2 separate regions of the Homo sapiens genome follow, and region 1 is linked to region 2. Evidence: chromatin loops called from intact Hi-C (ENCODE). Cell type or tissue: mucosa of descending colon. All regions are shown on one strand. Links, peaks and the distances in the headings refer to the core of each region. The heading gives the core; the rest is flanking DNA.

Region 1 (2,923 bases), core at 316-2,815, 50 kb after region 2:
GCAAATAGCAGCAGGTGTGTCCAGTTGGCTCCTTCTCATGAGATAATGAATATAAAGTATTTATTACAATCCTTGGCATGTAAGAAATGCCCAGTAAATATTAGCTTATTTACTTATTATTTTTCTACCTCTTAAGTGCGTGTGTACTCTTAGAGTTGTGTTTTGGTTTTCTATGACTTCCATAACAAATGACTACAAACACACACTATATATGTGTGTGTGTGTGTGTGTGTATACACATACACTTAAGAGGTAGAAAAATAATAAGTAAATAAGCTAATTTTCTTCTACCTAAGTGTGTGTAGAAATAAATACAATAAATAAATTATTAAATAAAATAAGCTAATATTAGTGTTTTACCTCTTAAGTGTGTGTGCACACACACACACACACACATATATACATATACACACACCTAAGAAGTAGAAAATACACATTCCCACAAATGATATGTGTACATGTAGAAAAAGTAGAAAGTACAGATAAATAGAGCAAGCACCTTTTATTGCTTTTATTGACAGCATTCCTCTTGTGGGAAGAGGGCTCAGGACAGCCTTTTTGCTGATAGGAAACTGAGACCCTTAGTGGAAAGAAGACTTGCCAAAGTTCACTTAGTGGAAGGATGGAAGCCAGACCCTAGGCCCCTTGGCCCCCAGCCCAGCTGTCTTTTTCTCTTGATTGCCTTGCTTTCATTAGCTGTGCTGCCTTTTCCAGGTGCCTTTCTGGAGCTGGACTTGGCAGCTAAACTGACAATGATGTATGTCCCTAGGAGTCCCCAGGAAGGGGACTTTGGAGCCACTATAAACACGCGGGGTAAGGACAGCAGCTACATCTGGAAGCCTGCAGAAGCTTCCATTCCAGGAAGTGCTGTCTGCTACGCTGTCCCTGTGTGTACCCCTTTTGCTGTCATAGTCTGCTTCAAACCTGTCAAAACATGAAAAACTGCCTATTAGGAGGCCGCTTCCAGCTGTTCTGTTCTATGCTCACTTTATAGCAATTTCCTCCCACTTTCTCCAAATGTTTCCATTAGGGAGGGAAGGGTCCCCAATGTAAGATTGCTCCCTGATGTTAGCAGGACACAAAATAGCCAAATGTATGTCAGAAAGCTGAAATCAGTTATTGCTGACAACAGTAATAGTGGTGTCTGGAATATGACCTAGTTTATTGCTCAGCACCTGGTCTTAGTTGATAAATTTTTTTTGAGAGACCAACTGGTCATGTAGGCATCCAAAGCAAAAAACAGCAGTGTGGTTATGGTAGGTACAAGTTGAGAGAGAGATAGAGAGAGAGAGAGAGAGGGAGAAGGTGACAGGAGAGAGCACAGATATGCTGATTTATTACCGGTAACAATTGCTACCATTCATTAAGTGTCAGGCACTGGGATATGTGTTTTAAACACATGTTCTTGAACCTTTACAACAACCATACAAAATAAATATCTTTATCCCCGTTCCAGTGATTAGAAAACTAGGGCCCAGAGAGGCTAAGCAACTCACCCAAGGTCACACAGCTACTAAATGAAGAAGCCCAATTCGGACCCAATTCTGTCTGATTCTAGAGCTCTTTATACATTATGCTACTTCTTGTTTATCATATTCAGCTGGTGTCTTCTGGGTCACTTTCCCATGAAAGTACTACTAAAATGATTTCACACACACACTAACCAGTCATAGGCCTTGCTTCTCATTGGGATTAGTTTTGAGTAATGGAGGGTTCCTGTAATGGGAGTCTGGAGATGCTGAGGGGAAGGGCACGCATGCATGCTTGTGTGTGAATATTAATTGTGTCTTTCGTAGTTGCAGCCTAGATCTGTAAAAATGTTTTATTAACTGTGGTCCTATGTCTCTGCTGGCAACCCACCGTAATCCCGAGGCAACAGGCTAGAAAGTGACGAATGAGAATAATTTCTTGATCGATGGGGCTGTTCTTTGTGGATTTAAAAGGACCTTGTTAAAATGACAGAGGCTCATTTTCACACTGTATCTTCAATGTCTAGATAGAAAAACCCTAAAAAAATGAAACGTTCAAGATCCTTGGAGGATGGCCTCTAGAGCCAGTTTCTTTTCTGCCCCAGCACTCTAAGCCAGGCTGAGCCAGCAAAGCTCAAATCCTCAGCTGCTCACAAAATCCACTGGTGCCCGATGTAGTTCTGGACAGTTGTTCTGAAATGCCTCACCTGCCCTTTCCTTTTGCTGTCACGCATTGCTTGCAAATGTCTCCATCTCTGCTAAATAACCGTTTAGTGTTTAAACTCCTGGCATGTGCCTAGCATTGTCTCTCTCTCCTTTTGCTAATAGCTGCACTCAGTGTTGGGCCCTCTAGGGAAGTGGACAATGTAGCAATGTGCATGGAAGTTAAGACCCATCTTTGAAATTAATTTGAGGCACTGATCAAGACTTTATGCCTTAACATTTGTTTTTCTTTTCATCAGGCATCATGCCCAAATTTTTATTCTTAGCCATTTATTTATTTTAACTTTGAACAGCTTTAATATTTGGAGAAACTTACAATATTTACATAATCCTGAGAGGGCTGACACCTAAGAGACTCAGCCATGATGCTTTTGAGAACTCCCTAAGCACACAGCTTCTTGGGAATTGGATTTATTTTATCTTATTTTTTTATTTATTTTATTTTATTATTATTATACTTTAAGTTTTAGGGTACATGGGCACAATGTGCAGGTTAGTTACATACGTATACATGTGCCATGCTGGTGTGCTGCACCCATTAACTCATCACTTACATTAGGTATATCTCCTAATGCTATCCCTCCCCCCTCCCCCCACCCCACACCAGACCCCAGAGTGTGATGTTCCCCTTCCTGTGTCCATGTGTTCTCATTGTTCAATTCCCACCTATGAGTGAGAACATGCGGTGTTTGGTTTTTTGTCCTTGCAATAGTTTACTGAGAATGATGATC
Region 2 (2,923 bases), core at 111-2,610:
TGAATTTAACTTCTTAATTAGGAAACACCAAAGCTGTCATTCATACTAGGAGAAAGAAGGAGACTTCATCTCCCACTGCAGATAATGAGACTTTCCAGATATTAATTGTATGTGTGTTTAGCTTTGAAATGTAGTATTTAAAGTTTCGAGAATTAGAAATAGCATAGATATAGAGGACCTGGCCAGGCCCTGTCATGCAGTAGGGTCATTAATAAATGGGGATAACCCTTAAAAAATAGAGTAATCAGATTTTTTGGGGGGGGGATAATAAATTCACTCTTCAGTCTTTAAGTACCACACACCAGCTCTAAGGTGAAGTTGTGAAGAAGTTACTAAGTGACTTATCAGAAGCATCCTGGTTGAAATGAGAGGGAAAGTTGCTACCATTTATTCTGTGCCAGGAACTTGAACATCTTTTCATGCAATACCACATTTAATCCTCTTGCTATTCTCATAAAGTAGAGAAATATGTATTGATTCTGGTTATAAGAAAACTGAGGCTCCAAGAGTTAAACTGACCTGTCCACATTACCAGCTGATGAGTGTGAGGGTTGGAATACAAACCTAGATCTGAGACCCATGCTCTTTGTGTAATACCACCCTGCTGCCTCATGGGAAAGGTGAGAAGATCTCACAAAGGGATTCCACAATTGTACTTTGTACTTCTCCTCCTTGGTAAAAACTGATATCCATGATAGATTTTTAAAAATGAAATATGTCCTCCCTCTTAGATGGCCAGCAACATGTTTGCTGGGGCCAGGTCTGTTTTATTACTTATCCAAAACACATGGCCCAATGCTTGGTACATTGTACGTGGTCAAGTTTTTCACTGACTGATTATAAGTGAGCATATGCTATTGGAATCTAGAAAGTAAACTAATGCAAATTTGGGGGAGATTGTTTTTTGCAGATACATAAGTTTACTGATATGTCTTTGATTCATTTCGAAAATTCTTTCCCTAAAGGTATCGATGGATTGTCAGACTCCTTGATATTTACACTAATCATAACTCCTACATGATTAATAAACAAGTAAAAAATGTTGAAGATCAGGCAGGTGAACTGCTGGAGTGATCACTGTTAGAGTTTCTGAGTTTCTGTTCTTTTCCAGGATAAGATTTGGTTCCTAATGGTTGGGCGTGGGCTCTGAAACTTGGAGAATCAGAAAGGGAATAGAACCTGTGATTTAGATTGCTGAGCCACACTTAAATGGCTGTCAGCTGAGATTCAGGAATGGCAGAGGCTGATTCAGCTGGAGTCATACAGCAGCTACTATTAATAACAAGACGAGCAGAGTGGGGAGAGAACTCAATGAATCGAACAAGAGGGGACAATGGGAGCTCAGGAGGGTAAACCCGATTACCCAGTTACTACTGTGTCTTGTGTCCATCTGGAAATAGGCCTTGTCTCTTCCCTACCAGCTGAATTCTCAGCTGAAAATGCAAAGGTCAAACACTTAGAGAAGCCTGTTTTAATGGGGGTGGATATTATTTCTGCCTCAGCCATTTTCAGCTGGAAACCACAAGATGGCAATGTTGCATCATTCCTTGCAAGACCTTTACCCATGGCTGTCCTGACTCCAGGTGAATTCAATCGCTAAGCAATAAATTGGGAGATGCAGGATCTTGTTGGTTTAACCAGCTAACATTATACTTGTATTTGGTACTACTGATTGTGTTTTCCTTGATAAAATGTAGCATACTCCAGGAAAAGTAATACATTTTCACCCCTTGTTAGAACACTCATGTAATTCAAGCAAATAACACAAACACAGTCTGAATTTCAGTCTTCTAGACCCGGTTTTCCCCAACATCAGACTAATTAGTTTTATTCCATCTAGCCAACACCTGCTTGAGAAGAACATTTAGTGTCATAAAACAAACCACCCACCAAGAAATAAGGAAACTGAGAAAAGCCCACACACCAACGTCATGTTGCCAAGCTCAGCTCTAAAACAAAGCCTTACAACACACCCTGGTGGATTCTCTTGGAGGAAACTCCATTTTCTAATGTAAGTTTCTGCATGAAAAAACTCTGTTCAGAGTCGTGAAATGCTCTTATGCAAATGATATTGTTGGAATCTTTTTCGTTTCTTTAGAAGTCAATTTCTGAGGACATGTTCAGGTTTAATTCTTTCAGCAGACCCTTGAGTCCTCTGTTTTTTAATTGTGTTTGAGAAAGAGACTAAAATGAAATTTTGGTGGTGTGATCAAACACCAAGGGATTTGGTGCCTTCCCGAGTATTACGGGCATAGATCAAATACTGAGTACCTTTCGATGGTTATTAAGGTGAGGTTACAAGTGTTATAATTGTTTGCCCTAGAAAAGGTTCAGGTGTGAATGAGTTGCTTTCATGGAGGAGATTAAGGGAAAGGATGCTGCTAGATCAGTGGTTCTCAAATTTTAGCAGGCATCAGGATCACTTGGATGACATATCAAACTACAGATTACTGGACTTCACCTCTAGAGTTTCTGATTCTATAGGTCTAGGGTAGGGCCCGGGGATTTGTGTTTCTGACAAGTTCACAGGTAATGGGGATGCAGCTGGTCTAGAAGTCATGCTTTTAGAACCCTGATGCTGGACCTGTTTTCTCTAAAGGACAGGTAACTGGGTGATTTTCATTTAGGTGCTTTGCAGAGAATGTTGAGAAATACTGACTCAATAGAATGAATGCTTGCTTTAGGATCTAGAGATGTGAATTCAAATATAGGCCCTATAACTTAGTTGCTAGATATGTGAGGCCAATGACTTAACTTCCCATAATCTCCATCTGTTGTCTAGAAAATAGGATTGTACTCAGATATCAGGATTTGAGTCCTGGCTTTGCTAATTACTATATGACTTTGTTCAAATTACTTAGCCACTCTGAGTCTGATTCCTTATGGGTAAGAATAGTACTTCTGAGTTGTTTTAGAAGTGAAA

What was found. Hi-C counts contacts between places; a loop is a spot of excess contacts. Peaks named below come from ENCODE experiments on the same cell type or tissue, not always from the same donor. Only the 100,000 strongest peaks of a DNase experiment are listed, where the experiment ranks them.
Region 1: it touches region 2 in a loop (7-fold over the local background); 84 of 110 quality-filtered maps call a loop at or near these places.

The regions. Positions count from the first base shown.
Region 1 is chr11:36,750,713-36,753,635 of GRCh38, forward strand. All of the region lies in intron 3 of LOC107984326 (a long non-coding RNA gene), which reads left to right. Among named protein-coding and RNA genes, the nearest start is that of RAG2, 150 kb to the left of the region's middle. RefSeq lists an enhancer at 1-182. In mucosa of descending colon, for the core only: no CTCF peak of the experiment used is centred there; no DNase peak of the experiment used is centred there.
Region 2 is chr11:36,701,278-36,704,200 of GRCh38, forward strand. LOC107984326 (a long non-coding RNA gene) reads left to right here and starts at 1,648. Exons shown (of 4, transcript XR_001748187.1): 1 at 1,648-2,011. In mucosa of descending colon, for the core only: CTCF peaks have their summits at 1,493 (motif pointing right) and 1,698; no DNase peak of the experiment used is centred there.